3 separate regions of the Homo sapiens genome follow, and all the other regions are linked to region 3. A link is a contact called in ENCODE Hi-C or POLR2A ChIA-PET data. All regions are on one chromosome and are shown on one strand. Each heading gives the region's core, a stretch centred on a gene start or an enhancer-like site at or near the end of the contact. The rest is flanking DNA. Distances are from core to core; before and after follow the strand shown.

Region 1 (3,304 bases), core at 132-2,631, 210 kb before region 3:
GGGTGCCCCCAAAATGAGACACTTAGTGTTTGATGAATGAATGATGATGTTGAGGCCAGGAGTGAGAGGAAGGTCAGCAGGCAGACAGGGCCCATGTGGACAGAAAGGGTTTATTCCAAGTCCAGACATGACCAATAGCGATAAAAAGGGGGAACAATTGGAGTAATCCATGGGAGAAGGAGTGAGCCTGAATTTGAAAGATGGAGAGAACTGGACGTGGAGGAGGGGAGGGAGGAAGGCAGAACAAAGGAAATAAGAAGCTGTTGACCAAAATACATATGTTGTGATTCCATGCATATGATCAAAACGTGATCGTGTAATCATGCACATTTCTCAAATTCAAATGGACAAGGTATACATAATTTTTCCCATTCCTCCCACGAAGCACAACTAAAACCCTGGGCCAGACATCATACATAAAAACATAAGACTCTGAATAAGATTCAGCCTTTAAAAACAAAGCTTGTGTTTACGTGGATGAACCCGGAAGACGTTCAGTGAAATAAGCCAGGCACAGAAAAACAAATACTTCCTGTCTCACTTGTGGAATCTAAAAAGCTGAACTCCCAAGTAGAATGGTGGCTCCAGGGACTGAGGGAGGGAGGAGGGACTGAACAGATATTGGCCAAAGGGCACAAGAGGAATTGTTCAACATGGTGACTCTAGTCAATGTATTTTATTCTTGAAAAATGCTGAGTAGTCTGGGCGCAGTGGCTCACACCTGTAATCCTAGCACGCTGGGAGACTGAGGGGGATCACTTGAGGCCAGGTGTTTGAGACCAGCCTGGGCGACATAGTGAGACCTCATCTCTTTTTTTTTTTTTTTTTTTTTCAATATAAAAAAACTGAATTGCTGAGCAAATTTTAAGTGTTCTTACCACAGAAAAAGAGATAAGCATGGAGGTATGGTCACGGGTATGTCAAGGAAATGTTAAATTAGCTTGATTTAGATATTTTACGCTGTACGCCTATGTCAAAACATGTTCTATGCATCATATTTACAACTTTGTCAAAATAAAAAGTGATTGGGAAATTGGATCAAACTAGAAAAATGTAAGACTCTGAATGATGGAGGGAAGGCAGACACAGTGGGAATTTCAGGACCCAAGGAATGACACGAAAGTCAATTCTTTGGTGTTTTGTTTTGTTTTTCGCCACATACAGCCCAGGCTTGGACCTGAAGAAGCTGGCAACCCGCGAACGCCAACAGGCACAGTCGAAAAAAGCAAAAGAAAAATCCCAAACAAAATCCTGTTCTCCCTAGCCAAAGGACCAGGAGAGGGGGCAGCCCAGCAAGACAAAACACATTTACACAATTCTGGCTAACCTCAGCCAGTCCTTGGCCGTGAGTTCGTTTTTCTGCCACCTCACTTTGGGGCTGGGCTGGTTCTCCACCCTCGCAGGGTGCGTTTCTCAATCCAGACGCTGGGGGGCGCTAGTACCTCGCGAGCTCCGCGAGGATCATTCCCGGGACGCCGCGGAGTCACCTCCCCTCCTAGGGACCCAGAGCTTCCCAGGGCCGCGCCTGTAGGTTTTCCAGAGGTCCCCGAAAACGTTAAAGACCTGGAAGGAAAAAAAAACTGTAAAACCACACACTTTGATATTTGACAACGTAAAAGCAAGGCTGCAAAATCAAAATCAATGAACGCTTGAAGGAAATGTCTACTTAGCTAGACATAGTGCCACCTGGATTCACTGTTGGCTCCAGAATCCCCCCCACGGTGTCATCACGTTGGAAAGTTTTTGTGGGTTAGATGTTCTCTGTTGGCAAGAATGCCTGTACATGCCCAAGAAGCATATGAGTTTAATGGGACCCCAATAACTTCAAAAGCAAAAAGATAACGATCCTTTCTACTTTTTTAACTTTGTGTGTGTGTGTATCAGGGTCTTGCTCTGTTGCCCAGGCTGGAGTGCAGTGGCGCAATCACAGCTCACTGCAGCCTCAAATTCCTGGACTCAAACCGTCTTCCCACTTCAGCCTCCCAAGTAGCTGCGAGGATGCACACCACCACGCCCGACTAATTTTTTTTATTTTTTTAGAGTCAGGGTCTCACTATGTTGCCAGGGCTGGTCTCAAACTCCTGGGCTCAAGTGATCCTCCTGCCTCGGCCTCCCAAAGTGCTGGGATTATAAGTGTTAGCCACCGCACCCAGCTTCTTCTTGTTTTAACAGGAAGAAATACATTCAATGTGAGTGCCTTTTAATGTTTGATATTAAACAAGTCCTCCACGAGTGCAGGTACCCAGGGATGTGCCATACAGCCCTCTGCCTTCACCTATGCTGTTCCCTTTGGCCTCCATCACCCTTCCCTTCCCACATCAGCCAATTCACCTCCCATTCATCCTTCATATTTTAGCTCAGTGTTACCACTTCAGGAAAACCTTCCCTGGTCCCAAGGGACAAGATACTGTTTGTCTTCACCTGGAACATCCTAAGGGCTCAATAACGAATGAATGAATGAATGAATGAATGAATGAATGAATGAATGAATGAACACAGGTGCATAAGCATGATAGGCTTGTCCTTGTAGGGCCTTCCCATGCCACTCAAAATACATATGACCTCATTGCAAAAATATGAATACTGGCTCACAAAGTCATCCTGCAAAATCAGGCACATTCAACAACAGCCCTGTGCTGAGCCGTGTCGGGGCAGTAGAGAAAGCTCAACCCAAAACCCTACTCTTGAGAGGCTCCTCTCTGGGGGTTGGAGCACAGAGCCAGACACAGACATCACTGGCCTGTGTGTTCAATGAAGGAAGGGAGGGAGGGAAGGAGAGAGGCCGGGATGAATGGTTGGATGGGTGGATGGATGAAGGGATGGAAGGATGAATGAGTGGATGGATGGATGGATGGATGGATGGATGGATGGATGGATGAATGGAGGAATGGAGGGATGGATGGATGAATGGGTAGATGGATGAATGGATGCAGGGAGGGATGGAGGGATGGATGGGTGGATGGATGAAGGGATGGAGGGATGAATGGGTGGAGGATAGATGAATAAACGAATGGATGGAGGGATGAAGGGATGAATGGGTAGATGGATGAATGGAGGGAGGGAGGAAAGGAGGGGTGGATGGGTGGGTGGATGGATGGATGGATGGATGGATGAATGGGTGGAGGATGGATGAATAAACGAATGGATGGAGGGATGAAGGGATGAATGGGTAGATGGATGGGTGGATGGATGGAGGAATGGAGGGAGGGATGGATGAATGGGTAGATGGATGAATGGATGGAGGGAGGGATGGAGGGATGGATGGGTGGATGGATGAAGGGATGGAGGGATGAATGGGCAGAGG
Region 2 (3,471 bases), core at 660-3,159, 180 kb before region 3:
CAACTACCTTATTCTCCTGAGTAGCTGGGACGACAGGCACAGACCACCATGCCCAGCTAGTTTTTGTATCTTTTGTAGAGATGGGGTCTTGCTATGCTGCCCAGGCTGGCCTCAAACTCCTGACCTCAAGTGATCCTTCCACCTCAGCCTCCCAAAGTGCTGGGATTACAGGCGTGAGCCATTTTGCCTGACCTCCTTGAACTTTTGTATCAAAAGACAGTCATTTGCCCTATTGTAATTCATTCCATAATTGCAGTTATTGGTTGTCTTGCCCCACTGGGATGAGTCATGTCCACCACAGTGTTCCAAAAACACGCACATGGTAGTAGATGCTTGATAAATGACTCTGGGTCTCATGACTGGGAGGTGGCTGGGATGCTGATGGGCTGTTCTCTTTCCCCCATCCTGTCCTTAGAAGCCCCCAGTTGGAGAGGTTGTAGTGCAGGAGGGAAGCTCACTCCTGAGCTATAAATGGCAGCCTCCACCTGCCTCATGCTCCAGAATACACAGCCTGAACAGCTGGGGCAGGGCCCCCAGCGTCCGGGAACCCCAAATGACCCTCCCGGCCCTGACCAGGGCTCCTGGGGTGTTCCCTGGAGCTCATGCCCAGAGGGGATGTAAGTCCATTACCAAGGCTGCAGACGACACACTAAAGATGCTGATGGGGTCATGCAGCTAGTCCTAGCGCCATTCCTAGCCTGTGTCTCCCCTCCTCCGCATCAGACTCCACCTCTGGGAGCTCCCTTTGCAAGAAACCGTACCAGGGACAAGGGTCTTCCCTACAAGGCCATGAAGCACGCAGATATCTCCTGCGGGAGGAATCTCTTTCCGAGGTCGGTGGTGTCAGGCCTGGAATTAGCCACACCACCTGCGGCGAGGCTGGTCCCAGGGTCTCTGGGGACACAGCGGGGGACAGCAGGGGTGGAGAGGACATCAGGACTGACCTCTGATGACTCAGCCTGAGATAGTGAAGAGAATGAGAAATGGTGGGCATGGAGGCCTGGTTGTGGCAGAGCGGGGTGGGTGAGGGAGTCTTAGGACTTCTTGCCAGCTCGGTCCTAGAGTCAGCTGGGCCACTCACAAGCTGGGTGACTGTGGGTGAGTCACTCTGGGCCTCAGTTTCCCTATTTGTAACACAGGGAGGGGCTTATAACCGCAGCTCATTCCTGGAGTTCATTGTAAAGGCAAAGGGGCCTACGTTGCAGCTGCCTCACCTGGCTGGATGGCCTCTGACATAGAGGGCCAGCCTCAATTTCCTCCTCTGTAAAAATGGGAATAAAAGGCCAGGCACAGTGGCTCATGCCTGTAAACCCAGCACTTTAGGAGGCAAAGGTGGGTGGATCACATGAGGTCAGGAGTTGGAGTCCAGCCTGACCAACATAGCAAAACCCCGTCTCTGCTAAAAATACAAAAATTTAGCCAGGGGTGGTGGCAGGCACCTGTAGTCCCAGCTACTCGGGAGGCTGAGACAGGAGAATCACTTGAACTTGGGAGGCAGAGGTTGCAGTGAGCCAAGATCATGCCACTGCACTCCAGCTTGGGTGACAGAGCAAGACTCTGTCTCAAAAAAAAAGAGGGGAATAAAAACAGTGCCCCCCCCTCCAGCTTATGGCTCAAAGTGGGATCTGTGAGTCATCTGCTAGGCTTAGTCCATGAACAGCATTTCTTCATTATCCACCCAGGGTCCTTTCATCATGACTGACGTCCCTCGAGATGCAATTATTCTGGTCTGCTTTTGTCACAGGACGAAACTGTCTGTGTAGCATGGGGGAGGGGTGGGATAAGGGAGGAGGATGAAGAACGGAGTTGGGGAGGGGTCTGGGCTTGGCCCCCTTAACTCCGGAACACAGGGAGAAGTCAATGTCTTTAGCGCATGAAAGAAGTTCTAGAATGTTCTATTTGCTACCTTTTCAGCCCCTGCACCAACAGGGGTGAAGTTTTCACCATGACAAAGAGAAGGAAGCTGGCTTAATGAACAGTGAGGCAGCTGGGAGGGGGCAGAGGGAAGCTGGACACTCTTGGCCCGAACCTACAGTCCCCAGTGGCACTGACCACTACCCATCTCTTCCACGATCCTGTTTCCTCTACAGCCTTGGGCAGAAAACAAGGAGGCCTCCCTACCTCCACTTCATCCCACACAGGAGTCTTGATGCTGGGTGGGAGTCCAGGAGTCTGTCTAGGAATCCAGGAAGGCTTCCTAGAGGAGGAGCCATTGCATCTGGGCCTTGAAGGATGAATAGAAGTTTCCTAGGCAGCGAAGTGTGTGTGTGTGTGTGTGTGTGTGTGTGTGTGTGTTTCATTTTAACAAACACTTTCCTATCTTCTAGGGGCCAGGTACTCAGAAGACCACAGACAAGACCCAGCCCCATGGCCTGCCCCAAAGAGTTCACATCTCATAAATGATGCTTGAATAATAACAATAATAGTAACAGCTCCCACATGCTGAGTGTGCGCTGCTAGGACACAGCATGTGACAGGAATTCAGTGCCTGAATGAATGAGCCAATAAATTAAACTTTCTCTTTAAAAAAAAAAATTCTTTTTGTTTTATTCTTTTAGCTCTACTATCTAAGGAAGGAAAAAGCTTTCTGGAGTCAGCAAATCCTGCCCTTGATTGCTGGAGGGGAGAACGGAGGCATAGTAGGGTCAAGGAGATGGACGGCACAAAGGCCTGGGGGTGGGAAAACTGGAGTACAGGGGTCCAGTGTGGAGAGAGTTGGGGGCAGAGTCTTAAGCGGGGAGCTAAGGCACTAAGGCCGTCTCCTGTTCTTTGGGAACTGGGGAGCCACACCTTGATTCCCAGCACAAGAGGGAGGAAAGGAAGACCTGAGATCTAGAGAGGACAGCAGGAGCCTGCCCTGGGCTCCAAGAGTTTCAGAGATGGCCCAGATCAGTTGATTGAGTGGCCTTCTCCCTGTCATGAGCCACAAGCAGTAGAAGCCACAGGGGGGCAGAAGAGATGGAGAGATGGAGAGAGACACAGCGACAGTCACCAGAAGAGAGACAGGGGCATGGCAGAAAGAGGTGGGAGAAATCCAGGAAGGCTCCCTGGGGGTGGTGGCCGGAAATAGGGTGGAGGCCTAATCCCTGATACTAGAGAGGCAGGACCTAGAGGGGAGGAGAAAGCTTGATGCTAGGCAGGAAGTCCAAAAGTCTGTCTAGGAATCCAGGACGGCTTCCTGAAGGAGGGGCCATTGGATCTGGGCCTTGAAAGATAAATAGACGTTTCCTACATTTCCTAGGCAGAGAAAAGTGTGTGTGTGGGCGGTGGGGGAGGGGGGAAACGGGGAATTGCTCATTTTACTTAACAAGTACTTTCCCATTTTTAGGGGACCAGGTACTCAGTGGGCCACAGACAAGACCAAGGCAGAAAAGACAGGCGCCTCCCCACATTGCAGCACCGGGACCCCGAGCCCACCCACAGCCCTCTTCATTCCTCCCAACGATGGATGGGGAAACTGAGGCAGCCCAG
Region 3 (3,354 bases), core at 348-2,847:
AAGATCTCACCATTTCACTCTAGCCTGGGCAACAAGAGCAAAACTCCATCTCAAAAAGAAAGAAATATATATGAGTAGATATTAAATGTGTACACATATATACATATATAAAGGCTAAAATAATGATCTAAGCCTCCATCTCAAGAAGTTAGAAAAAGAACAACAAAATAAATGTAAGAGCACAGAAAGAAGGAAATAATAGGGAGTAGATACAAAGAAAATGGAAAAGAAACACTCAATAAAGAAAATCAACAAAGTGAGTTTATTTAAAAAAAAATGAATGAAATTGAAAAACCGCTAGGGAAATTGATCAACATGAAAAGAAAGCACACATAGCTGTTACTGGAATTGGGTTGGGGGAGACATTACTATAGATTTAAAGACATTAAAACGATTAGAACAGGACACATGTCTAGGGTTGTGTGAGGTATTCACTTCCCAAGGGTAGAGAGCTTCTGCTCACCAAGCTGTGATCCCTGGCCTAGAGTTCCAGCCACATAGCGAGAAAGGGGTTTCTTTTTCTAATTCACAAAACACGATACAGGCTAGTGGACCCCCAAATAAAAGAATATTTAGAATAAAACCCTATCAAAAAAAAAAAACAATAGCTAGAACAGTATGAACAATGCTAGGGGCTGGGTGTAGGTGGCTCACGCCGGTAATCCCAACACTTTGGGAGGCTGAGGCAGCTGGATCACCTGAGGTCAGGAGTTTGAGACCAGCGTGGCCAACATGATGAAACCCCGTCTCTACTAAAAATACAAAAAATTAGTTGGGCATGGTGGCAGGCACGTGTAATCCCAGCTACTCGGGAGGCTAAGGCAGGAGAATCGCTTGAACCTGGGAGGCGGAGGTTGCAGTGAGCCGAGATCACGCCACTGCACTCCAGCCTGGGCAACAGAGTGACTCTGTCTCAAAAAAAAAAAACTACACTTGATCTTAGCCAAAAGGCCAAGACACGATAAAATAATAATAATAATAAATGATGCTAAGGAAAAGAGTGACTTGCTGAAGGACGTTGTCCCCATTATGTGTGCAAAGTTTAAAATTACATGAAACAAAATGATGTATTATTTATGGCCAAATAATAAAAGATAGAGCCATCATCAGCATGTCTGTGATGGCCTAAGACCATCTTTTAATAAAGATTGTAATTCAGGTCATTCCCCTCCCCTGCTCAAAATCCTCCCATGGCTCTCCAGTGCCCTCAGAGTAAAGTCCCCGCTCCCTTGTCCTCCGGGTCCAGCTGGTCCTCCTCTGGCTTCCACTCTCGCCTTTCCTCCCTCTTCACCTGCCACTCGCGCCTCTTTGCCCCAAGCTTGTTCTCACCTCAGAACCTTTGCAGTTGCCAGTGCCTTCTGTCTGGTGCACCCTTGCCTCCGCTGCCTCCTTGAAATTCATTGCTCAACTCAAGTGTCCCCTCCCCTCCAGCCACTCCAGCTTGTCGAAACATGCAGCTGTGATTTGTTCCACTTTTGCTGGCACACCCCTGGTCTGCCTAGAAGTTCCACAAGGACACCCCCGCCCCATCTGATTTGTCACTGCTGTGTCTCTAGGGTCCAGAGCAGTACTGCTCTGGGACTGGGATCTGGGGATGCAAGGCTCTGCCAGCCGTGACCACCAGGGGGCATCCACGGGTCAGAAACCACGGCTTGGAGACCCACCCGGCCAGGCCACAGAGAGAGGTGTGCGGGACAGGCCTGGGAAGAGGGAGACTCCAGCCCTCTCTGAACACAGCGACCCCAACACCACTGCTATCCTTCCTGAGGGTCCTCCCTGCAGCCTGATGGTGAAGATGAGGAAACTGAGGCTCAGAAAGGCCACAGGGGACGGGCGCGGTGGCTCATGCCTGTAATCCCAGCACTTTATCACTTGAGGTCAGGAGTTCAAGACCAGCCTGGCCAACATGGTGAAACCCTGTCTTTACTAAAAATGTCAAAAAAAAAAAAAAAAAAAAAGCTGGGCATGGTGGTGGGTGCCTGTAATCCCAGCTACTCAGGAAGCTGAGACAGGAGAATCGCTTGAACCCAGGAGGCAGAGGTTACAGTGAGCCGAGACCATGCCACTGCACTCCAGCCTGGGCAACAGAGTGAGACTCTATCTCAAAAAAAAAAAGCCACAGAAATGTCAAACACTCCTTCCCCCTCCTCACAGGACATTGACAGGGAAGCTACAGATGGAGGGTGGGTGGGGACGCTGGGGTCCCTGGCCTGGCTGGGAGGACCAAGTCAGGGCAGCCAGGCTCAGACTGACCCTGCTGTCCATGAGGAGCCTCAGCTCACACAGGCAGCCCAATCCCTGCCTGGGTTCAGCAGCTCCCATTGCACACATGGGGAAACTGAGGCTCAGAGACAGGCTGGAGCTGGACTCTGTACACCAGAACCCGGCAGGTCCTGCCACACCATTGCTGCCCAACGAATCCTCCCCAGCTGCCATCTGTGCTGGGGCTTGGGGACTCAGTGTGGACGACAGCAGGCGGGTGCCCCTCACCCACTTCCCACCAGTTCCCTATTCAATAGATGGAGAACTGAGTCTGAGCCCACCCAGCTTCATCCAGGGGCTACAAACTCAGACTACCCCCCACAAGAGGAAACGCCCAGTGGCCTGCCCCTGGAGTGGGTAGGGAAGCCCCGTGTTCAAAGCTGTGCCCCACAAACCTGGCTCCCCGTGCTGTGTGACCTTGAACAGGCTCCTTGCCCTCTCTGGGCCTGTTTCTCTGTCCACTGGGGGCCTCTTCATGCCATTTTGTTAGAAGAGTCTCTAAAAGAAGAAAAAGATCACTTGTCAACCAATTAAGAACTGCTCAGATGCTCTTTCTAAGCACTGAGGTTCTTTTACATGACACAAAGACCCTGATATGGCCAGTGCGCTGTTGTTTATTGAAATTGAGGTGAAATTCACATAACACATGGTTAACCATTTTATTTTATTTTATTTTTTATTTGAGACAGGGTCTCACTGTGTCACCCAGGCTGGAGTGCAGTGGTGCGATCACAGCTCACTGCAGCCTCGGCCTCCTGGGCTCAAGCGATCCTCCCACCTCTGAGTAGCTGGGACAACAGGCGCATGCCACCATGCCTGGCTAATTTTTGTAGTTTTGGGTAGAGACAGGGTGTCACTAGGTTGCCAGGGCTGGTCTTGAACTCTTGGGTTCAAGCGATCCTCCCGCCTCGGCCTCCCAAAGTGCTGGGCTTACAGGTGTGAGCCACCGTGCCCGGCTACAGTTAACCATTTGAAAGTGAACAATTCAGTGGCATTTAGGACATTTGCAATGTCGTGCAACCTCTGTCTGATTCCAGAACATTTCCATCACCCCAAAAGGAAACCCCGTCCCCATCAGCAATCACTCCTCAT

The links. Hi-C counts contacts between places; a loop is a spot of excess contacts on that map. ChIA-PET counts read pairs that join two places held with the same protein, here RNA polymerase II (POLR2A). Pooled maps may share reads with other maps.
Region 1: a map of HCT116 shows a loop between it and region 3 (6-fold over the local background). The contact joins two enhancer-like sites. A Hi-C loop is called at or near these places in 1 of 168 maps with a recorded cell type or tissue (HCT116), 4 of 37 single-sample maps with no recorded cell type and 14 of 50 pooled maps. POLR2A ChIA-PET finds 5 or more read pairs at or near these places in 3 of 52 experiments (T-cell and WTC11).
Region 2: a pooled map shows a loop between it and region 3 (2.9-fold over the local background). The contact joins the promoter of LINC01855 here to the enhancer-like site in region 3. A Hi-C loop is called at or near these places in 2 of 50 pooled maps. POLR2A ChIA-PET finds 5 or more read pairs at or near these places in 4 of 52 experiments (GM12878, HEK293T, WTC11 and 1 more).

Annotation. Positions count from the first base shown.
Region 1 is chr19:16,040,275-16,043,578 of GRCh38, forward strand. LINC00905 (long intergenic non-protein coding RNA 905) reads left to right here. Exons shown (of 5, transcript NR_024335.2): 5 at 1,165-1,861. Among named protein-coding and RNA genes, the nearest start is that of LINC00905, 8.2 kb to the left of the region's middle. Within about 2 kb of position 1,382, at least 5 of the 41 ENCODE cell types and tissues checked have a DNase peak (open chromatin) inside an H3K27ac peak, as active enhancers do.
Region 2 is chr19:16,063,778-16,067,248 of GRCh38, forward strand. It overlaps LINC01855 (long intergenic non-protein coding RNA 1855), which reads left to right and starts at 1,910. Exons shown (of 3, transcript NR_146442.1): 1 at 1,910-1,978; 2 at 2,091-2,259; 3 at 2,328-2,535. RefSeq lists an enhancer at 3,062-3,356.
Region 3 is chr19:16,246,159-16,249,512 of GRCh38, forward strand. No RefSeq gene overlaps it. Among named protein-coding and RNA genes, the nearest start is that of AP1M1, 50 kb to the left of the region's middle. Within about 2 kb of position 1,598, at least 2 of the 41 ENCODE cell types and tissues checked have a DNase peak (open chromatin) inside an H3K27ac peak, as active enhancers do.